2 separate regions of the Mus musculus genome follow, and region 2 is linked to region 1. A link is a loop called in an ENCODE intact Hi-C map of the cell type or tissue named here. Cell type or tissue: left cerebral cortex. All regions are shown on one strand. Links, peaks and the distances in the headings refer to the core of each region. The heading gives the core; the rest is flanking DNA.

Evidence for each region. Peaks named below come from ENCODE experiments on the same cell type or tissue, not always from the same donor. Only the 100,000 strongest peaks of a DNase experiment are listed, where the experiment ranks them.
Region 2: a loop joins it to region 1, with 2.1 times the contacts of the local background. A loop is called at or near these places in 5 of 42 quality-filtered maps.

What each region holds. Positions count from the first base shown.
Region 1 is chr2:30,354,103-30,365,544 of GRCm38, forward strand. It overlaps Sh3glb2 (SH3-domain GRB2-like endophilin B2), which reads right to left and starts at 5,214. Exons shown (of 12, transcript NM_001289709.1): 1 at 5,041-5,214; 2 at 1,159-1,300; 3 at 751-879. The coding sequence starts at 5,103. Miga2 (mitoguardin 2) reads left to right here and starts at 10,131. Exons shown (of 16, transcript NM_001242407.1): 1 at 10,131-10,203. In left cerebral cortex, for the core only: CTCF peaks have their summits at 5,327, 8,309 (motif pointing left) and 8,971 (motif pointing left); DNase peaks (open chromatin) are centred at 3,552, 3,774, 4,593, 5,172 and 1 more place; H3K4me3 peaks cover 3,234 bases; H3K27ac peaks cover 3,461 bases.
Region 2 is chr2:30,407,690-30,419,131 of GRCm38, forward strand. Crat (carnitine acetyltransferase) reads right to left here and starts at 8,059. Exons shown (of 14, transcript NM_007760.3): 1 at 7,623-8,059; 2 at 5,294-5,557; 3 at 2,268-2,386; 4 at 1,052-1,105; 5 at 367-532; 6 at 17-191. The coding sequence starts at 7,649. Ptpa (protein phosphatase 2 protein activator) reads left to right here and starts at 8,361. Exons shown (of 10, transcript NM_138748.5): 1 at 8,361-8,643. The coding sequence starts at 8,613. In left cerebral cortex, for the core only: a CTCF peak has its summit at 5,979; DNase peaks (open chromatin) are centred at 6,029, 7,980, 8,366 and 8,907; H3K4me3 peaks cover 3,500 bases; H3K27ac peaks cover 3,673 bases.

The DNA.
Region 1 (11,442 bases), core at 1,866-9,865:
GTCCTAGTTCCTAGTAAGAGAAAAGATGCCGAAGGTTGGACCTCCGGCCTCTACACACATGCACACATGAGCACACATGCCGACACACAACCTAGGGCTGGCACAAAGCTCAGGCTAAAGTGCTTGCCCAGCATCCATAGAACCCCAGGTTCCAACTCCAGCACCACAGAAACAACACACACACACACACCACACATACACACACACAACACACACACATACACACACACACTCACCACACATACACACACACACTCACCATACATACACACACACACCACACACACCCCATACACATATACACACACACACTCACCACACATACACACACACACACATACGCACACACCCCCACATACACACACACACCACACACACACATACCACCCCCCCAACCCCAAACACACACACACACCACACAGGCACCTTGCACACACACTCACCACACTTCACACATACATCTAAACTGGTTAAGGTAGGATTCATTCTTTTATTCTCTTCTACACCCACAGAAGAGCTTACATTTAGCATAAACTCAGGTCATCTGTATAACTTTAAACAGAGGAAGTTGGCCTGACAGCCTCCGCCCTCAATCCCAGCATTCGCGGTCAAAGCCCCTGGAGCTCTGGGATTTAAGGCCAGCCCTAAATAGCAAAACCTAGTCCAAAGTGAGAAAGAGGGGGAGGGAAGGCAAGGAGGTGGAACTTCAAAAGCTAGAGACAGTGAGTGCCCCACACACAGTCTACTCACCGTAGGGAGTGCTGGGGCCCAGCTCGCTGGCTGCCTCCGCCATGTACTGAGCCAGCAGCTCCCCATTGGTGACTCTCGAGGGCACCTTTCTGTCCAGCTTCTCATATAGGAACTCCTCCACTCGAGCACCTGTAGGGAGATAGCAGTCAAAACCACAGGGCTCTCTGGTCTAAGCCAAAGATGACAGGCAGTGAGAGAACACACCCCGGACAGCCCTACCCCCACCCCAGCATCTGCACTGAAGACTTCCAGGATGCCAAGGCCCAAAGACATAAAATAACAGCTCCAAGTCTCACAGAGCTGAAGTCAGCACCTCCTTGTCTCCCCTATTTGAACAGGATTTATGGTGTGTAGCTGTGGTCCTGAGCCTGATGGGTGCCCACCTGCCTCTGCCCCGCACCCACTCACTGGGGTTGGGCTGCAGCAGCACCTCGGTCTGCCTCAGGATCCGCTCTGTCCAGTTCTTGGTGCTGTCTGCCCGAGCTAGGAGGTTTTCAAAGTGGGCGTCAAGCTCCGTCTTCTCAGCCTGGCCAAACTTCTCCTCTGTGAACTGGGAAGAAGTGCAGGCGAGGGCCTGGGTCAGAACCTCTCACAACCCACCCTGGGTCTTGCTTGCCTTTTTCTAGGGTGAGGGGGTGGTTAAGTCAGGATTGAGGCTCCTGGAAACCCCATAGCATCTCTGGTCCCTCTCTCCACAAAAACATGTGTGCTTTCAGTGAGTGTGAGCCCTGAGGAAACGGTCACCAGGGAGGCAACTTGGTAGCAAGTCCTTAGGGAACAGATGGGGCACAGAGCAAGGGTCTCCATGGGAAAGAGGGGCTAGGACAGAGAACAGAAAGAATCTAGGTTCTAGCTTACAGAGACCCTATTCATGCCTCAGTTCTGTTCACTGAACTCTATGACACTGAGAGAGGGCTTTGCCTCTCTGTGCCTCAGCTTCTCCTTTAAAACAGATAGTAAAAATGCTTCTCATAGGCTACAGAGGGGAAGACAGAAGAGATGTGGGTTAGACACGAGGGGGCTGGCAACTGAGCTTGTGCCCAGCGTGAATACACACACTGCTGATGGGCAGTGTGTCTAGGGAGGGAGTGTGGGGAGGGAGCTAAGCCAAATGTTTGGCTTCTGGGTGTGGCAAACAGAGAACAATGCCAGCCCACCAGAGCCAGCAGCTGAGTGTACCCAGAATCTGGCAGGTCACACGGGTCCCCCATCAGAGCTGGCTGGAGCCATGTGGGCCACCTAGGAATAATGGGAAACTGGTCCAAGTCCTGGCCATCTAATGTCGAAAAGCCCAGGAACAGATATCCCCCAAGCAAAGGCTTTTTCCAGCCAGGTGACCAGGCTTGCCCCAGGTCATTGGCCAGCAGCAAAAGGTGAAATCTGCTCCAGGTGTAAGATAAGGAGCACACTGTACAGCCTGGGGCACAGAGTCTCTGCAGTATTGGAAGCAAGCAGGGTCAAGCTTCCCATTACACAGATATGACCACTGAGGCCAAGCAAAGGGCTATGCTGGAGTCAGGGTTTAGGGGGCAGGAGGCTCTGCAGAGCCACTGCCTGGGATGAATCATACAGAGGCCGGCCAAGGAGCCACCAGGTCTCTCAGTAGCTATCAATTATGCAGCAGGCCCTGGGCTTCTCCCCGCTTTAAGCCTCCCTCCTCCCTCTAACCCTCCCTCCTCCCTCAGCTCCCTGTGCAGCTCAGCCTCTCCCTGTCTTCACAGTCCCTTCCTGTCCGTCCCTTCGTGTGGTCCTAACTCTCCAAGGACCCAAATCCTAGCAGGTCCCAGCCCTCCCAGAGCACCCAGCCCTCTGAGGCTGTGATGAGTCCCACTTTCCAGCTGAGGAAAAGGACCAGAGAGGCGGCAGCAGCTCCCTGGGCCTCAGTTTCTCCCTGGAAAGCAGCTAAAACCCACCTCACAGAACAGCCAGCCAGCGTAGAGCATGGGTTTAACAGTTTTCGTTTTGGAAATTCTGGGAATGGAACCTGGAGCCTCAAATGTCCTGGAGTAGAAGACTCCTGCTGAGCCACACCCAGCCCAGGGGTAGTGTTAGCCAGTGTCATCACTTATAAAGTCTCCCCGTGGTGTCATGGAGTGGGGGGGGGAGGGGGGGCGGAAGCTGCCAAACATACAGGTTCACATGTTTACTGGGTTTTCCTGAGCCCTGGGCATCCACTTTGACCCACTGCTTCCTGCTCGACTTGGGTGAGGGTGAAGCCCTGGCGATGGTACCTGTCACTGCTAAGCTCCTCAGCAGGGTGGCGCCCATACCCACCCACAAGCATAGCATTCCTACTACTCTGGCGTGCTGTGTGGCCTCCCTGCCCTGATGAGGCCACTCTGCCCCTGGCGCCTGCTTCACAGTCTTTGGCTGTTTCGGACACAACTCTGGGGCCCTCTATGAGGGACGCCACCCTGAAAAAAAATCACTCTTGGAGAAGGGATCTTGTCCTTAGGTTTCAAGTTGGGGAGGCCTTGCTCCCTTTGGGATGCAGGTGAGATGAGTCTCTCAAAATTATCACTGGTCCACACAGGGAATGTGTGCTTGTGTGTCCTGGTGCCTGGCACAGGGACACTGACCCATCGGAGCTGTTACACCTTAGTAATAAAGAACACCTCCATCTTCCTGATGCCTCCCTCCCATGGTAGACGCGTCTCTAGGTCACACTACAGGTGCCTGCCGCCTCTGCTACCTAGTGCCTTGTCTTCAAAGGGGAAGGGGATGGTGCCTGAAACAGTCCAAGGCAGTTACCAGCAAAATGGCATCAGCAGGAGGGTGGGTGTGTGGAGCACAGAAAGTCTCTATTTATAACACTCCCAGCTCCCTCCTCCACCCCAGCCTGGGCCTGGGCCCTGGCTGCAGCTCCAGTGTGACCTGTGTGCCTGCCCCTATCAGGCAGAGTGAGGCCTGGAAGCTGTATGCCACCACTACCTCCGAGTCCTCTCTGTGGGCCTGGCCAGGTCAGATGGCAAGACCCAGCAGTGACAGGAAAGCTGCAGATCAGGTTCTTCCCAGATGTGTGAGATAGTGTGGTTGCCATGCCAACCCTGGGACAGGCTTTCCCCCTCATGCAAGAGACAGAGGAGGCTCAGAGGCCCTCGTATTCTCTCTAGTGCTGGGGTTGCCCACCAAGCTTGGACAGGGAGTGGCAATCCGCACTGGGACACTCAGCCTCAGGGGAGACCTGTGCTTTCTAGTAAACACGACCACATGGGCCTCTGAGGGGGAGAGGAGGAGGCTGCGCCTAGCAGGTCAACAAGGGCAGCATACAGAACTTATTCCTGGGGTACTGAGATGGGTTAGACCAGGGGTACAGAAACCTCAGGAACCCCACCCCCGGCCTTGGAGCAGACAGGGCCTCCCAGCTGAGCCTCATACCTGCTTTACAGAAGGCAGAGTGAGGCTCAGATGGCTTGTCCAAGGTCACTGCAGGATGCACAGGTGCACTTAGCCTCAGCAACTGCACTTGCAGCCAACCCAGGAAAGAGGGCCACTCACCCCATTTCTCAGAGCGAGAAACAGAGGCCCTGAAGTAAAGCTCTCCTGTCCCCCAAGGTCATGAGGAGCATTACCATCCATATCCTGACTCCAGCCTTTTGCTGAGACATGAATTCGCCTCAGTTTCTCTTTCTTCTACCAAATGTTTAGGACTTGTTCCAATATCAGCATTACCGGCCTGGACAGAACCCAAAGAGCCTGCCAGATCCTAGCCTTCTGACATCCTTTAGGCCTGGGAAGTAAAAGGAAACAAGCCTCCCGCAGAGCAGAAAGGAAATAACTCCTGGCTTCCGGCCTGACTCCCCAAGCGTGTGAAAGGGACTGGATGCAACCATTAGCACCAACCTGCCCATTGCACGGGTATGGAGACTGAGGCTCGCAAAAGAGATTGGGGTATTTTTGTGTGGCCCTCAACCTGCCAGCCTGGCCTGGGGCGGGGGAGGGGAGGAAGGCAGACTAGTGCAGAGAGGCCTGAACCACCCAGTGGGCATCCACCTCCCGGGCTGTGCAGGCACCAGGGCAGTGGGCAAACTTGTCAGTGTAAACGGGCACTGCCAGGCGCCCAGGCACCGGAGCCCAGGCCCCCATGGGTTCCGGGCCATAGTGGGGTGCAGCTGACCTCGCTGGGAGCTCCCCTGAGCAGCTCGGGGACAAGAGAACAGGGGCCCTAGCTGTACCCAGAGCGCACAGCCGCTGCTGCAGGAAAGGGGCTCCTGCTGCAGAGAGCCTGCCCGCCCGCCCGGGGCGCGCTCCACATCCGGGCCCCATGAGCGGCGTCGTGCCAGGCCTCACCTGCACCGCCCGAGTGAAGAAGATGCCCGCGTCCGACGCCAGCTTCTTCATGTTGAAGTCCATGGCGCGCCCGTACGCAGGGCCGCCACGCCGGCCCCAGAGCAGCCGGCAGCCCCCCGCCCCGCCTCACGCACCCCGCCGCACCCCGCCCACCTGCTGCCTGCGCCCGCCCTCTGCGCGCGCGCGTCCGCGGCCGAGCCGAGCCGAGCGCGGGGCGGGGCCAGGCGCGCGGGGCGGGGCTTTGGGGAGCGCTGCTGCCCCTGCCGGCCGCGGGCCCCACCAGCGGGCTGTTCGCTCTAATCAACGTTTTACTAAACCGGTTTCCGTGCACCCTGGAGGTCTCTGCGGATGCACTGTAACACTATACTATTGATTATTTTGGTAATTCATTATGCAAATTTTAGTTTTTTTTTTTTAAATAGTTGGGAATATATTCGTTTAAAACAGGGTCTCTCCAGGCCCCTCCTGGCCTAGAACGCCAAATGTAGACCAGGCTGGCATCCAATTCACAGAAACTTCTGCTGGGATTAAAAGTGTGCACCACATCTACCCGTTTTTGTTTTTGTTTGCTTTCCTGTTTTCATTTTTTCCCCCTCTGTGTGTGGCTGTATATTTGTGTTTGTGTCTGTGTGTTCGCTTGCGTGTGCATGAGCACAGGGTGTCGCCGTGACCATGACATTGCAGGGATACTCGCATCACACTGGCCATGGGAGCCCGCGGCCCATGCTTCTGGAATTTACATGACTTAATTTATTTAGGTTCTCAAGGCTGTACAGTTAAGTTCTTTAACCATGGAGCTGTCTTCCCAAACCTGTTTTTGCTTTTAAATGTTATTTTATGTTTTATTATGAGTGTGTGTTTGCGTGTGAGAGCACATGCATGTGAGACAGGGGACACAGAAAGCTGTAGCATGGATGTGGAGATCAGAGAACAACTTTCTAGAGTCCCCTCTTCTTCTTGTATATGAGTTCTGTAGTCCTGAAGATCAAACTCGGGGCAAGCTCCATGACTCGCTGAGCCATCTCTCCGGCCTCCTTTTATTTTGTTTGTTAATTTTTAAAATGTGTTTATGTGTAAGGGTGTTTTGCTTGCATGTACTATGGATTCTATGTGTGTAGTGCCCTCAGACACCGGAAGAAGGTGTTGGATCCCCTGGGACTGACATTACAGATGGCTGTGAGCCACCATCTGAGAGCTGGGAACAGAACCCAGGACCTCTGAAAGAGCAGCCAGTGCCCTTGACTGCTAAGCCATCTCTCCAGCCCCTCCCTCCTTTTCAGATTTATTTCTGTTTTTATTTGTGTGTATGTGAACACACACCACATGTTTACAGAGACCAGAGGAGGGGGTCAGATCTGGCAGAGCTGCAATTAAAGGCAGCTTTGAGAAGCCTCACACGGAGGCTGGGAACCAAATTCTGGTCCTGTGAAAGAACAGTGTGTGGGCTTGACCTCCGATGCACTTTTGCCTGCTTTGTTGTTGTTGTTTATTGGTTTGGGTTTTTTTGGTTTTGGGTTTGGTCTTTGCTGCAAGGTCTCTCTCCTGCAGCCCAGGCTGCTCTCAAACTTAATACACAGTTGAAGACGGGCACGGCTTCTCCATCTTCCTGTTGGAATCACAGGTGTCGCTTCCTAGCTGTAAATTATGTATGCAGCAGGCACAGGGCACAGAGTGACAACTGGGTGTGTGCCATTTCAGTGGAATAATGAAGGCAAGCTCATTTATCACGCCTGTCGACTTTTGACCCGTCACGAGAACATTCCCTGTCTACATCCTTAGCCGTTTTAAAACATGGGAAATCTGATTAGTCCTTGTCACCCCACCACTGTGCGATAGTGCTCTAATATCAGTCGTCTTCTCTGCCTGTCCCTTGTCCCCCTGTCCCCTGCCACTGTCTTTCCCTTTCCATCACTTTCCCTTTATTTGAACTTTGTCTCTGGTCCCTCTCTCAATTCCTCTCATCATCCTCTCTGGGACTCTGCTTCTAGACATTTACCTGTTTCTTCTGCCAAGGCCTGGTGATAGATAATGCAGGGCCACTAAACTAAGGACAGGCCCTATTGCTTCCTCATCTGGCTGAGAGAAGGATGGACAGGACAGAGAGCTCACAGGCAGGGAGAAGGCTCTCAAGCCAAGCATGAGCCTTCTTAGTTGGGAGGTTCGTAATGACTATTCCTGGTTGTCAACTTACTATATAGAGACTACCCTTACGTTCCGTGACTCTAGAGAACCCTGGCTAATACAAGGTCGAAGTTCGTGTTTCTGCCAGGTGGAGAAAATGGGCTGCTCTAGGACATGAGCATGGCCTGACCTTGAGTGCGGTCGCTCAGTCCCCGGAAGGCAGGAGGACGTCCTGCTTCTACTGCTTCCCCTGTGGCTCAGGGAAGAGGATTTGGTGCCTGACTCCATCTGTTCTTGCTCCTGCTTCAAAGATTCATCTTTTTTTTAAAAAGATTTATTTATTTTTATTATATAGAAGTACAGTGTAGCTGTCTTCAGACACTCCAGAGGAGGGAGTCAGATCTCATTACGGATGGTTGTGAGCCACCATGTGGTTGCTGGGATTTGAACTCAGAACCTTCGGAAGAGCAGTCAGTGCTCTTAACCGCTAAGCCATCTCTCCAGCCCCCAGCAAGCACTTTTAAACCACTGAGCTATCTCTCCAACCCTTCAAAATTTGTTTGTTTCTCTTCTCCTTCTCCTTCTCCTTCTCCTTCTCCTTCTTCTTCTTCCTCTTCCTCTTCCTCCTCTTCCTCCTTCTCCTCCTCTTCCTCTTCTTCTTCCTCCTCCTCCTCCTCCTCTTCTTCTTCCTCCCCCTCTTCTTCCTCCTCTTCCTCTTCAGTCAGGGTCTCACTATGTAGCCTTGGCTACTATACAGACTGGGCTGGCCTAGAACTCACTGAGATTCACATGCTCCTGCCTTCCCAGTCCTGGGATTAAAGGTGTACATCACCACACCTGTCAAAATCTCAGCTTTGGGCTGGAGAGATGGCTCAGTGGTCAAGAGTACTGACAGACTGCTCCTCTGAAAGGTCCTGAGTTCAACTCCCAGCAACCACATGGTGGCTCACAACCATCTGTAATGAGATCTGATGCCCTCTTCTGGTGTGTCTGAAGTCAGCTACAGTGTACTCGTATACATAAAATAACTAAATAATATTAAATAGGGCTGGAGAGATGGCTCAGTGGTTAAGAACACCGACTTCTCTTCCGAAGGTCCTGAGTTCAAACCCCAGCAACCACATGGTGCCTCACGACCATCCTTAATGAGATCTGACGCCCTCTTCTGGTGTGTCTGAAGACAGCTACAGTGTACTTAGATATAATAATAATAAAAAAATCTTTAAAAAAATAATATTAAGTGAAAACCTCATCTTTTCACCCAGAGCTGTTCCTCAGCTGGTCCCTTTGCTTTGTCATCTGTCTGTGCAGGGGTGAACCTGAGCCATCTGGGTGTTTGTTCAGGCATCTGGGTGTTGTCCTAAGAGCAGGCGGGGCCCAGATATGTGGAGTTTGAAAATAAAACAAAACAAAACAAAAAACTTCAGGAGACTGCCAGTCTCCTACCACTGACCTAACATTAACAGGCTCTGTAACTACACACTGGTAACTCACAAGCCCCAAGTGTCTGTGTTCACAGTCTTGTATGCGAAATTGTTCCTCTTTACTCTGTACTTACCAGGATCTGTCTGTAGCTGGCCATAGTGACCATTCAGACAGCATCCAGCTCTGTCCTGTTAAAGCCATTTATAATTGCATGTCTTTATTCAGTAACTCACACTGGCTGAAAAGGATCAGTAACTGGAGGCTGGAGAGATGGCTCAATTGGTAAGCCCAGTGTATTGTTCTTGCAGAGAACTAGGGTTCAATTCCCAGCACCCACAGAATTCCTCTCAGTTGTAACTCCAGTTCCAGGCGATCAGAGGTCGCCCTCTTCTGGCCTATATAGGCACTACTTGCACCTTTTACCAAAAAAGTTCACTTTGGCCTTTATTTTTTTCCCCTGATATTCAAATAATAATTATTTACTAATTTAGAATTTGGATGTAGCTGGGCAGAGTTTCACATGCTTGTATATAATTCCAACACTTCGCCGGGCAGTGGTGGTGCACGCCTTTAATCCCAGCTCTTGGGAGGCAGAGGCAGGCAGATTTCTGAGTTCGAGGCCAGTCTGGTCAACAAAGTGAGTTCCAGGACAGCCAGGGCTACACAGAGAAACCCTGTCTCGAAAAAGAAAGAAAGAAAGAGAGAGAGAGAGAGAGAGAGAGAGAGAGAGAGAAACCCAAAAAACCAAACCAACCAACCAAACAAACAAAAAAAACCCCAATAATTCCAGCACTTCAGGCGATTGGAGGCAGGAGGATCAAGAATTCAAGATCAGCGGGCAGTGCGGTGGTGACACCTGGCTTTAATCCCAACAGAGGGCAGGAGTTCCAGGACAGCCTGGGCTACACAAAAAAAAAATCGCCTCAGAAAATAACAAAACAAAACAAAAAAAACCAAAAACCAACCCAACCAACCAAAACCCCAAACCAAACCAAACTAAAAAACAAACATACAAAACCTGCTAGTCTCCAAAGCATAGATCCTTTAGGAACCCTGTCTCAAAAAAAAAAAAAAAAAAAAAAAAAAAAAAAAAAAATCCAAAACCAAGAAACCAAACCAAACCATGCATAAATAAGGGTTGTAGATGTGCGTGTGCGTGCATGCGTGTGTGCCTGTTGGTGTGAGAGTATGTGTAGCGCAGGAGTTTGGTAATCAGGTGTGACATCCCAGTGACAACAACGCTGAGGACCAGCGTGTGGCAGAGACTCTCTAAGCAGCTGCTTCCCAGAAAGCCCCAGGTGTCCACTAACTCCACCGCCTTTTTAGTGTCCGTGTGTCTGTCTAATCCTAGTGACCAATCGGAGGAGAGAAGAGGACATTCCACACTGCAACCACACTTAGGGGGCGGTGCGAAAAGCGAGGGAGGCGGAGTCTGCGTGATCACGTAGCTCACCCCATTGGCCAAGGGCCTCGCCGATGCGGAGCGATATGGAGACGCTCATTGGTCAGAGCTGTGTTGGCCGGCCCGAGGCCACGCCTTCCCCATCCAGCGGCGTGGTTTGGTTGTATTGCCGCCTGGAAAGGAGACGCTGCCCTTCCCCAGCGATGGGATCCCTGGTGAGTGACGGCCACTGCGCGGGCGACCAGATCAGCAGGGCTAGAAGCGAGGCTTGCGGAGCATGGAACCCGGCCCACGCCGGGGTCTGCGATCCAGCCAGCCCGCGAAGGTGTCCAAGGTGGGATGAGTGGATCCCCTGGACCAGGCGGCTCGAGAGGATGCGTGGCTCCGTGGGTGGAACGAGAAAGGAGCTGGGTCAGAGAGGAGACTCCCGGGCCTGGAACGCTGCGAGCATCTAAAAGTATGGTCGCGGGCACCTCCCCCCCCAGGTGTGCCGGCTGTGGGCAGCGCTGTATGTGGACAGCGGTCAAGGATGTCCTAGGGAGGTCGGGGCCAAAGCAGGAAGGTCCCTGCCCAGGCTCCGCAAGGAGCAGATACTGAAGCTTGGAATATTGTTGATGTTCACTGTGGGGTTGCCCAATGCCCGGCTGCGTGGGATCCCACAGAGATGTGCAGGGGTGGGACAAACAGGACATGAGGCAGAGTGAGCTGTAGTACTGCCTGGTTCTGATAACACAGCCAGGTCAAAGTGGGACGAGAGAATGCTCAGGCCAATTAGTAGGGTTGGCTTGCACAAAAGAGGAGGGCCTGGATTGGAAAGCCGGGATATCAGGCCTAAGGTGCCAGGGTGGAGGAGCAGATAACCTACCTGCTCAAGAATGTGGAGCAGGATTGGTGGCCAGCATTAGAATAGAGAGACAGGTAGGATATGATGATGAGCTTGGACCCTTCCTTCCTCTTGGGCACAGACAAGGCTAACTGGACTCACCTGCAAACAGATGCCAGGCCTCCCCTTCCCTCTCTCCTCCTGCCTGGATCCTAGAATAGGCTCACCTCTAATACCAGGTGGCCTTCCCAGACGTTCAAGGCCCTCAGGTTTGATACAAGCAAGCAGCAGGCAATGGCTAGGGTGCTCGGCCCAGCCTCGGTCCTCATCTCTCAAAGCCTCAGTATTCCTATCCTTGCGTGCTCTGAGAAGGACTCCACTGAGGCCTCACAGAGAGCTAGTGCGCTGGCTTGTTGAAATGCTCTGAGAAGTATATCTCCTGCTATTTGATGTCCTTGTCTCTCACTCAGTGCCCTGCCAGGCTGGAGGCACATCATAGCCCACTTAACCTCTAGGCAAAAATGTACCCTGCCCTTGACAGTGTGGCAATTTCTTTAGCCCTTGAACCTCACTCTGCCTGCCAGCCCTCTTGCCCTCTCCCCTCCCCCCACAGCCCTAGGGCCAGCCTGAT
Region 2 (11,442 bases), core at 2,004-10,003, 54 kb after region 1:
CATGCCCTGGAAGTACCTTTAATGAGGTTGTTGTAGGCCTTGGCCCAGGTGTTTCGGTGGTTGGAGGTTAGGATGCCAACAGGCTCTTTGTTGGATTGCAGTGAGGAATTCCATATTTTCTCTAGCTGCACAAAGATCTGATCTGAGGTGAGCGGTGTTCCGTCACTGTGGTACACATCCAGCTCGAAGAACTGTGACGCCCAGACAGGGAGAGAAGGGCTGACCTCAGGCAGAGAAGGACCACTAGCCTCTCCTGGCCTTGGCAATGGAGGTCACAACTAGTGCAGCACGGGCCAGGGAGGAGCTGGAGTTGGGCTCGGGCTGGGGCTGGGGCTAGAGCCCCTCAGACAGGGCAGTGGTGCCCACCTGGTAGTTATGCACCACGGTTATATGCGTGGGTGGTCTCTTTGACTTTAAGAAGTTCACCACTGAGTCCTGCTTGGGGCCGGGCACACGGCAAGAAGACAGGATCTGATAATACTGGTTCATGCACAGCGGCTGTCCTCCCAGGAACTCAACTGGCAGCGTCTCACTGTGGGTGGACACAGGAAGGGGCCACTGGGCAGGGTGAATGGGGAAGAGGCCAGGGTGGACAGACACCTTCTATACTACTTTGATCTGGGTGAGGGACTTATTCCTTGGTGTCACCATTGCCACCAGCAAGAGCAGGTGTTATTAGGGTGTAAAGGTGAAACTACAGGTCTTGAGGCCTGGACTTTTCAGGGATTAGAGTCCTGTTTATGAGTCACCCGCAAACTGCCTCCTTCTCCCTTATCTGGGCTTCAGTTTGTTACAGGTAACTGTGATCCATTTTGCCTGGGATGTCAATGTCACTAGGAGAAGTCCCGGGAGCTGAAGCAGAGGACTTAAATGTCTCCACTCTCACTGATCACTGTCCTCAACCCCTTCCAAAGCTGGGCCAACAGGAAGTGAAAATGACGTGGGCCCGCTAAGTGCCTGCACTGACACAGTGGGTGTAAGAGACAGGGGTGGCTATGGTATTATGTAGGTGTGGGCAAGGGTGGTATTCAGGTCAGGGTGGGCTACTCACTTGTCAATCATGGACTTGAAATCCAATACACCCTCGATGAGTTTGGCAGCAAACCTGGAGGATGAAGCAGAGATCTGAAGCCATATGGACATCCACTGGAGGACCCTGGGCCAGGGATGCCTGCCAAGTGTGGGAAGGACCTGTGGAATCAGCACTGCCCCTCGAGAGACATGGGCCTAAGGAGTTCAAAGTAGACCTGCAGCAGTAAGAACCGTCTCCAGTGGGGAGCGCTCCTGGCAGGAGAGGACCTGAAAGGACCTGGGTGTTGTTCAGCAGTGGCACACTATGGCAGGATAGGAGGCAGGCAGTGACTGACTCCCACCAAGGGCCAGCCGGCCTGAAGTATTCCTGATTGGAGATTCAAGGGTACCCTCCAGGGCCCAAGGATCCCAGCGGCCATGCCCTTTCTCTTTCTGAGTCTTTGTGTCCCCATGACACTAGTGTCAACCTCTTCCTCCTTGGGCTATTCAGGGTTTCCTGCCTCACACTAACCATCTCCCAATGTCTGAGGCCATCCCCTGTCCCAGTATGGATGGATGAAGTAAGATATGTAAAATAAAGATACTTTATCTAGTATGTGGGAGAACCCAGGCTGAGTCCCATCTGTAACCAGAAGCCCTGGTCCCTTTATTAGTGTGTGTGTGTGTGTGTGTGTGTGTGTGTGTGTGTGTGTGTGTGTGTGTGTGTAGTCCAGGATCACCAGACCACTGAGCCACACGTCTTTCTTCCTTTCCCCTCCTTTCCCCTCCTGGCTTCTCTCTGTTCTTGCCCTGGTCTCTTTAAGAGAAGCTGGTGCCAATAATGAGTGGCAGGCTCCTGGGCAAGAGATCCCTGCTGCTAGTATTTTTATCTCTGGTAGGACTGGAACAGGGGCCAGGGCAGGTGACATGGCTGAATATGGAAAAGGGGACTGTGTATAAAGGTCATTGTGTGGCCAGCTGAGCAGAGTGGGAGGGACTCAGGGCATGGTTGGAGGGTGAATGATTGCAAAGCCCTGGCATGAGAAGCCTGTCCTCTTGACTTGTGACCATGGGAGATGGTCTCCTCACTGCTCTGAGCCTCAGTTTCCCCATCTGTAAGATGAGGCTGTTGGTGGGATGAAAGCACAGGGCCAAGGCCTTTCCAGTTTCCTAGGGTGCAGATTTGAGGGTTCTGGAAACACACAGAGCCCTGCCCACAGGCACTGCCCAGCCTTGCGCCAGTCTCAGACACTCACCGAAGCTGACCCTGTAGATCCACAAAGTCCTGCTTGGGCAGGATCACTCCTGGGCTGGAGTAGATGACCACAGGCTGGCGGAACTGGAGATAGGCTGTCTTGAGCCACCACTCGGACAGCTGCACAGGACCAGAGTAGAGCTGATCAGGACCCCAGATACCTTGGGGTCTCTGCAGGACTATCTCCCAGCAAGTGCTGAGGTTCACAGCCCCTTCCCTACCTTCTTCAACATCATCTTCCCCTGAGCCTGTGCGACTGGTACTGCCTAGAGAAAAACCTGGGAAAACAACTATAAGCAAACTTGGCCAGGGAATAAACCAGCGAGCAGCTTTCCTCTTGTTTCTTTCTGTGTGTATGTGTGCTGGTGAGGCTTGAATCCTGGACTCCACACACTCGCTAATCTGCATACATTCCGTCGCTGAGCGCTTACTTTATCTTACAAATTCCCTGTCAATGATTATAATACACTAGTAAGTAAAACACATGCCTAGATATGTAGAATAAAGCACAAGGAATGACAGGGAAGAAAAAAGCCCAGCAAGTGGGCTTCCAACCATCTCCAGCTGGGAATTGTCCAAGGGGCAGCAGCCTGCGGCAGGACTACGCACTTGGACTGGTGCTCCTCACTCACCTTAGACTAGGAGGACGACACTGGCTTTCGTCTCAAAATCAGGGCAATCCTAAGGGGCAGCCTCACTGAGAGGGTAAATTATTGTAAGAGTAAGAACATGCGGGTGGGTCCTTTTTCTGCCCCATGGATGGGGTTTCTTGGGATCAGCCATAGGCATGGTGTGGACAGTACTTCAGCCTTTTTTGTGCTCATTACAACTTAAAATAAGTCGTGTTTGTCCATAACTTCCACATATCCCCCTTTGCATTTTATTTTATTTTATTTTACTTTACTTTTATTTATTGGTCTCACTATGTATCGTTGGCTGGCCCAGAGCTTTGCAGAGTAGGCTAGCCTGTGTTGTCTCCCATGTGCTAGCCATGCACCATGATGCTATACCCTATGTCTTAAAGGTTCCTAGACCTCCCCATGTGCTCCATGCCCGTCCCAGTCAGCAGCAGAACGGATCTGCGTCATATACATTGGCTAACCTGTGGCATAGAGCCACTCACCCAGGGACCTTGGTAAGAGACAAGGGAAGGTGACTTGCCATAGGCAGGGAAGACATGTGACTGCCACCTGCTGACTCATAGCCAAGGACTGGGCACTGAGGCATGCTGGCCTTCTGTACATCTCGGGGGTCTTCCTGAAAGCTACTGTGAGGATGTAGGCTTTGGTCCACCTCTCTAGGTCTCAGCTTCTTCAGTGGTAGGAAGCGGACAGACAAGGGTGCCCTCTCATACAGGCGCCTTCACACCTACAGGGATTGCAGGCTACAGTTTAGACAAGGGGAGAAGGTGCCTCCTGCCAGAGACAGCAATGCTTCAAGGGTCCTGTGATGACCCCAACTCTAGTCAGAGCCTTTGGCTTCAAAGAGTCCTTGGCTCAATGAAGTCAGAAAGCCACTAGACCCTAGAATCTCTAAGGTCTTTTTTTTTCTTCTGTTTTTGTTTTTTTAAGACAGGGTTTCTCTGTATAGCCCTGGATGTCCTAGAACTCACTTTGTAGACCAGACTGGCCTTGAACTCAGAAATCCACCTGCCTCTGCCTCCCAAGTGCTGGGATTAAAGGCATGTGCCACCACGCCTGGCTTCTAAGATCCTTTTAAGGCCAGCATTCTGACTTCCATAGTCAAAGGCCCTGAGCTGCTAAGGCTTGGCAAATGCTTGTCCCTAATAAGTCCCACCTAGTTCCTACTTCCCACCTGTGGCTCCAGACTCCACTGAGGTCCATCAACCCCGGGAACTTCCCGTTTCCCACTGTAGTCGGCCCAGACCCACAGCTCTGTCCCTGCAGAGTCTGTGTCTACTGATCCCACCAGCTCAGATGGAGATGCAGAGTCTGTGTCTACTGATCCCACCAGCTCATTTGGAGAATATTTGAAAAACAGAAACCTGCATTCATACTGAGTGCATAGGCTTTTATTTTCACTTTTTGATAATGATCTCTCAAACTATACATATAAGCATATGCATTTACCCATCAATTAAGCGGTTAAAACTTCATCATCTGGAGTTGACTTAGGGTCCATGGGAACAGGTATTTAGACGAGACTGAAATACTGAACTCCCTAAGGGACTTGACTCTGTAGCTCTTGGTATCTGTGGGGCCATGGACACTGAGGGTGACTTTTTCACCCAGCTGTCCCCTATAGCCAGCTTTCTTGAGCTTCATATTGGTAACCTTCTTCCCAGTTGCTTTAAAAAGGGGGCTCCCACCCCTCAGTCCCACTGTATTAGCAAGTGCCATTGGCTGTCTTCCAAACAGCATTGGACCTCATGACTCCCTGTCTCCTTGTGCCAGGCCTAGGCACCACACTCCCCTCCAGGTGAAGGCCTCAGCCTCATCACTGCCCCTGGCTCCTGCCCTGCAGCTTGGGCTCTCTTCCCCCCTTAATCTTTATGTATAATATGAATACAGAAATGTGTACCATGTGCCAGTGTAGATATGTTTTATAAATTGAACAAATTTAACTGATTAGACCCAGAGCCAGGAACATGGTCAGCAACCTCAGGCTGTCCCACCAAGCTTAAGTCTGCACTCCTTCCCTGACTGCCCGTCCTGCTCTGAACACCCTCCAGCCCAGGCGCTATCCCAAAGCAGGCCATATTGCGGCTCCCTTTTCCTCTGCCCTTCCTCTGACAGACACTGCCATTCATAGCTCTGCCTTTCCCCTCAGCCCTGAGAGTGGAACCCAGAGTCTCATACATGCTAGGCAAAAGTTCTACCTCAGAGGCCCAGTCCCAGCCAGTAGCTCCTTTTCAAAAATGTCCATGTAATTCTTCTGCTGAGCATGACCTCACCTGCTGATGCACCACCCTGGTTCCCAGCCTTCTCCCCATGCCCCTAACTAAGTATCAGCTCTGGGGGACCCACGGCCCCCAGGCAACTGTCAGGCTGCTGCCACCTCACTTACCCAGTTCTCCATTTTCTTGGCCCTGCGCTCCAGTCCCTTCTGTAGGCGTTCCCCTACGCCCCCTGAGGTCTGAAACTCATCCACCAGTTGCTTGGTGTGAGCCCATTCTTCCTCACTCACGATGGGCTGCAGTGCCTTGAGGTAATAGTCCAGGGATTGCTGAAGTGGGGGCACAGGCAGCCTTGGCAGTGCATCTTGGTGGGCCTTGAAGCGACCAGAAACCTTCATCAAGGAGGAGGGCTTGAGGAGGCCCAGGGGTTTTACCTGTGGGATGCAGAACAGCCTACTCATTCTCTCAGACTGAAGCACAGCTCTTTCTAAACTACACTCCTAGGCCTTATATGCCATCCCCTGGAGGCAAAGACAGCTTCATGGGTGGGGCCTGCCCTAGATGCCCAGCCCTCAAGGTACAGGAGTACCGTCTCTCAGGGGCCTATATATGCAGGAAGGCTAGGAAAGGGTGGGGGTGTAGATGAGTCACATTATTGGGGTGGCAGAGGTAAGGGGACCTCCCACCTGTCAGGACGCACGAGAGAGATGGCAGCTGACTCTTTAAGCGAAGCCCCCCCATGTCTCACCCCCCCCCCCCCCGCTTCCAGCTTAAGAAATCGGAGAGAACTGGAAATGGGTAAGCTGGTGACAGCACCTCTGGGGGAGGCTTCAGCCTCTGTGCTTTCTCTCCACTGTGGGGCGGTGGTGAGGGGCGTGGGTAGTGCTGCAGCAAGAGCGCTGAGTGGCCTGGCATGGAGGATGAGAGGTGGCAGAGAGAGGCAGGAAGAGGGAGTCCCGGAGACTCTGGAGGTGGCAGAAAGCAAGACAGGAAGGGCCCAGGCTGCTGGCACAGTGGCAGGCAAGCGGCAGTAGCGCCATTCCATACCTTCTCTCTCTGCTGCTCGTCCTCCATGGCAGGACTGAGGATGTGAGCCCTGTCTGTCTGCCTGGGCTGGACCTCTAAGCCTAACTGTGCTACCAATTGGATGAGCAGAAACTAGCAAGAGCGGCCACCTGCCTGGACTGGAAAGAGAAGACAAGACTCACAATTCAGGCGTGAAGGGTGGTGAGGCAGTAGCCACTGGCGTGGTAGCATCTAAGGCTGGAGCAGTGGTAGCTGTGGGGCTGCAGATGCCGCTCTGCCTCTCGCTAGCCTCCAGAAGAGGAGGAGTAAGGCAGGTAAGTGGGCTGGAAGTAGGTACTGAGGTAAGAGGAGACTGGGAGCTCTCTCCTGTCTTCTTTAGATGGGCCCAGTGCCAGGGAGGCAAGCCAAGAGAGGTATTAAAAAATCCACCTGTCAAAATCTTCATAGATCTTTTTGATGTGGGAAAACTTGGCTGGAGGGTGGAAACAGGCTGGCCGCTAACCTGTGGCCCTGAAATCAGCCCTGCTTGGGAATGGTGCAAGACAGGAGATGCCAGGGAAGGGCCACTAGTGGACAACCAACGATTGCCACACACCTGCCCAGCTGTTTCCCTTCCAGACCTCAGGGCCTTGGTGGCCACCCCTCTTTTGGTGGTTTGTTTGTTTTTTCTAAATGAGTTCTGGATCATCCAGGTTGGGATCAATAGTGGGGGAAATACACTTTTGTGCTTCTGCTGTGAGTAATAAGCCAAAAGACCCCATTTGGGCTCAGTTTATTAGCACAACCATGGGATTTGATTGTCTCCTTGTTTCAGTCTCCCTAGCATTAAAATGCTTATGCAGTAAGGTGGTCCCAGAGGGTGACGGAAGGCGGGACGACTTGGAGGAGGGTCTCAGGTGCTGCCAGGACTCTTAGTAGAATCTCAGTCTTAGCTGCCAACCCAGTGTCTGACAGGGCAGTCCAGTTCACAGCTGGATAGACAGCCTGAATCAGAGAGGACAGGAGCTCACCATTAGGATAGCTGCTTTAGATAAGGATGGTGAGGGGCAGCCTGCCACCTCCTGCCTCCTCCTGCCTGTTTGGGGGATTTTCAGTACTAGTCTCCACCTGAGGTTCTCTTAGCAATATGCAATGGGGAGGGTGGGCATCTGATGAACTCAAGGAGACTGGGTAGGCTTGGAGAAGTGGCTCTAGTCGGGCAGAAGCATAGCCTAGGGCTGAGCTCTCTAACCAGTAGCCCCGACAGGTGTCTGAGTCCGAATAACTGGGAGCATTAGGGAGGAGTGGAGTGGAAAGGTACAAAAGACTTGAACCTAGGTTTCTCAGTCTTCTTCTGGGATCGAACCCACCCCTTACCTGGTCTCCTTTATCCACCTTGCAGATCGCACCCTACCAGCCGGTCTGGGGTTTTCTTGACCGTTGCTGGAGGCCCGCCCGTCTTGTCCCGTCCATGGCCCTGCTGGGCGAACTCACCACGGTTCTGGCAGCAAAGGCTAACATCGTCCCAGTCTGTTTGCGGACACTTGGTCCGCTCCGCCCCTCGCGCTGGGTAAAGACTGCGCCACTGCTGGGGTGCTGGGGTCAGTGGGTTCGCGGCTCCGGTTCTAGGTTCAAGGTCGCCGAGTCACTGCCGCTAGCCAGTAGAGGCGGCCCCGCGGCCACCGGGCCCGGCGGGCTGCCGGTGGGGCAGGACTCACGGGGCGGAGCTTTGGTGGCTCGCAGTCCCCGGCCGCTCGCCCCGATCTCGGGGTGGGCCCAAGCCGGGGAGTGGCCGCAGAGGGCGGGGCTTGCGGAGACGGACCTCTAGCTCAGCTGTTAGCAGCCCGGCGCTGGGCTCCCGTCACGGGGTCACAACGGTAGGCGCTGTCCCGCTCGTGCTCTCCGCCTCCGAAAGCCACCTTAGCTGTCGAGGCGGTCACGTGCGTTCAAGTCTGACTGGTGTCCTTGAACGTCACTCTAGGAATGGCAGGAGAACACAACTGTTGACTGGGGACTGTCTCAGATTGCTTGGGTGGAGGCATGCACAAAGAAGATGACAGGTGGCCTTGCTCCGCAAGAATACTGCTGCCATACCTATTCCCTCCATCACCCCTCACCAAAACAAACAAACAAACAAACAAACAAGCAAACAGAACCCGACGCCCCGCACAAACATGGCTGCCAGCGCCGCAGTTGGCTTGCAGGCGGCAGCCGTTAGTGCGCATGCTCCTCGGCGCCCCGCACCAAGATGGCCGCTGCCTCGGTCGGCGCGGCCGCCGCGAGACGGCCGTTGGTGGGCATGCTCCCTGAGTGCCTCGCACCGGCATGGCTGCCGCCTTCGCGCGAGTGACTGTAATTCTCGGCTTCCGGTCCTAGCCAGTCAGCGCTCATTTCCCTGCTGGAAGCTTGGCGGAGCCGGGGAGAGCTGCGGGGTGAACATTGAGAGGGACCGGCGAGCATCCGCTCCGGCTCCTCACGGAGAAGATGGCCGAGGGCGAGCGGCAGCCGCCGCCAGGTAGGGCGGTTGGAGGGCCCGGGCGTGCGGGTGGGAAAGGGGTGTGGCTCGGGGGGTCTCCCGAGTCTGAGGAGCTCTGGGGACGGAGGAGGCAGGGCTGACGGCCTGGGCTGCAGGCGGGTGGCGGTGAGGGCGACCCGGCCAGGGCGGGCGGGCAGAGCGCGGTCAGGGGAAAGGCTCTGGACCTGGGGGCAGAGTTGCCTGGGGTCGGGGCGAGAGGGATCCAGGAGGCTGCGTTCTTTATGAGACTCCGCTCGGGTGGACCTGGGCCTCGCTCGGACGCCAGGCTCCTTCATGCATGTCCTGCCCACCCTGCATGTCTTCCCTCCCTCCGTCCCTCCTTCCGTCCTGCAGGCTTGGCTCTGGGGGTTTCAGTATCTGCAGAGTTAATTGAGAGAAACTGCCCACGGTGTCTAAACCACTAATTTTAAGAGGCTGTTTGTACAAAATGAGAGGGTTGGTGGCATCGTCGTCTGTAACTTTTATTTACACTGTGGCCTCGTTGTGGTCCATCTCAAGTAACTAGGGCAGAGACAGAGGCCAGATGCTCCAGTAGAGACCCCCTTTCCTGGAGGAGGAGAAAGCAGTTTGCTGACTCCGTGTAGTTAAGAAGGACTGGAAAATTCTTACAGAGTGGCTAGGTTGGCTAAACTCAGCTCGTACTTTGATAGTGTTTGATGTACCTTCCACCACACTTCCTTTTTTGTGGTCCCAAAGAAAGTCTCAGGAGGAAGAAAATTTGAAAATCAAAAGAAGCACCATTTTTGTGGCGCCCCCCCCCTAAATATATGAACACGTGGAATTCAAAACCAGACATTTATTTTAAGTTATACAAAATCTCTATGAATGTGTCGTTTTTGTTTGTTTTGTTTTTGTTTTTCGAGACAGGGTTTCTCTGTGAAGCTCTGGCTGTCCTGGAACTCACTCTGTAGACCAGGCTGGCCTCGAACTCAGAAATCCACCTGCCTCTGCCTCCCATGTGCTGGGAGTGCGCCACCACTGCCTGGCCTTATGGATGTGTCTTAATCGACTTTAGTGTTGACATCAAGACATAGATAGTAGCTAGCACTCGGGAGGCAGAGGCAGGTGGATTTCTGAGTTTGAGGCCAGCCTGGTCTACAGAGTGAGTTCCAGGACAGCCAGGGCTATACAGAGAAACCCTGTCTCCACAAAAAAAAAAAAAAAAAGAGTAGCTATCAGGCAGGCAGACTCCTTTTGAAATGAGTGTCTCTGAAGATGAATAGGGAAGGGACATTGGGGACCAGAACCTATGTACTAGAGGGAAAAAACAAACAACCAAACAACCTTAGGAAGGTTGTGGACATTTTTGAGTTACACAGACTATATGGCAAGTCACCATATGTGTCCTTTAGTAGACGGAAATTGAGCCACCCGGGGCTCAGTAAGAGTGCCTGCTGCCAAGTCTGGCAGCCTAAGTTCCATCCTGGGAACCCACGCGTGGGAGAATGGAACTGACTTGAATGTTGTCCTCTGACCTCCACTCACATGCTGTGTGTGGCACACACACACACATACATACATAATTTTAAAATAATTTAAAATGAGGTTTATCAAACTTTCCTCATGGAGTTGTGGTCTGATGTGAGCAGAGTGTTTGGGTGTGGTGAGTACTCACTGGATGCAAACATGTCACATCTGTCACATATGGGAGGTGATAAATCCAGCACACTGGGGTGTGTGTGTGGGGGGTCGTTTGTTTGGTTTTTTGAGACAGGTATGGATGTGTATCTCCAAATCCCCTGGCTCTTTCCATTTTCCTCCTGACATCTCCAGACAGGCTCTGTTCTCTGCACTTGCTACATATCCAGAACTTGTTTAGGACTAGAACTCACTGTACAGACCACACTGGCTCAGAAATCCACCTGTCTCTGCCTCTTGAGTGCTGGGATTAAAGGCCTGCACTGCTGTATCCAGCTTGTGCTTTTGATACAAGGTCACTGGGCCTGGCTAAAAATCACCTTAATAGCCAAGAATGACTTTGTGTGTCCGATCCTCTTGTTCCCCCCGTCCCCCTTCCAAGAGCTCGGGTCACATATGTGGGTCACCATGCTTAGCTGTTTTGTTTTGAGGCAGGGTCTCACTCTGTGCCCAAGGCTGGCTAGAGTTGGGGGTCCTTCTGCCTCCACCCACCTAGTGCTGGGCTGTAGTGATGCTACCGAGCTCCTGCTCAGCGCCAGCTTCTGGGCTACTTTTGGGTTTTTTCCCAAGGGTCATTTGTAAAATTCCTTGTGTTATGATCTTAAGCTGTCAATGCAGGGGATCCAGGGCCTCCGGGTTCCTTGTCAGAGGCAACCTGAGACTGGAGAGGCTGTGAATGTGAGCTCTGTGATAGTCCTGGCTCTGAAGGCTTGTTTGCTTTGTTTGCTTGTTTGTTTTTGATTTGGGTTTGTATTCTGCCAACTGTATTTCTTCAATGGCATGCTCTTGCCTCACAGTGATGTACTGTTTTTTGGGGGACGTAGCCTGGAAGCCGTGTTCTCCGTGAAATAATGTCTGGAGGGCAGTGTCTTGCAGGGAATAGGTCCTGTGCAGGAGGACTGGATCCTGGTTGGTTTGCAGCTTGGTTATTTGGGATGGGGAGGTCATTTCCCATAAAATGTGTCCCCATAAACTGTCGTTAGCTCACCAGGCTGGCTTCAAAGCTTTTTTATTTAGCGTCTTACTTCAAGTAGCAATTTAGTTTTTCCAGGGGCCTCGGATGGGTCTGTGGGAAAAGGTGTGTGGGGTGGGAGGAGGAGACGTTGGGGCTTCTGGACTCCACCCGAGTGGCCTCCACTC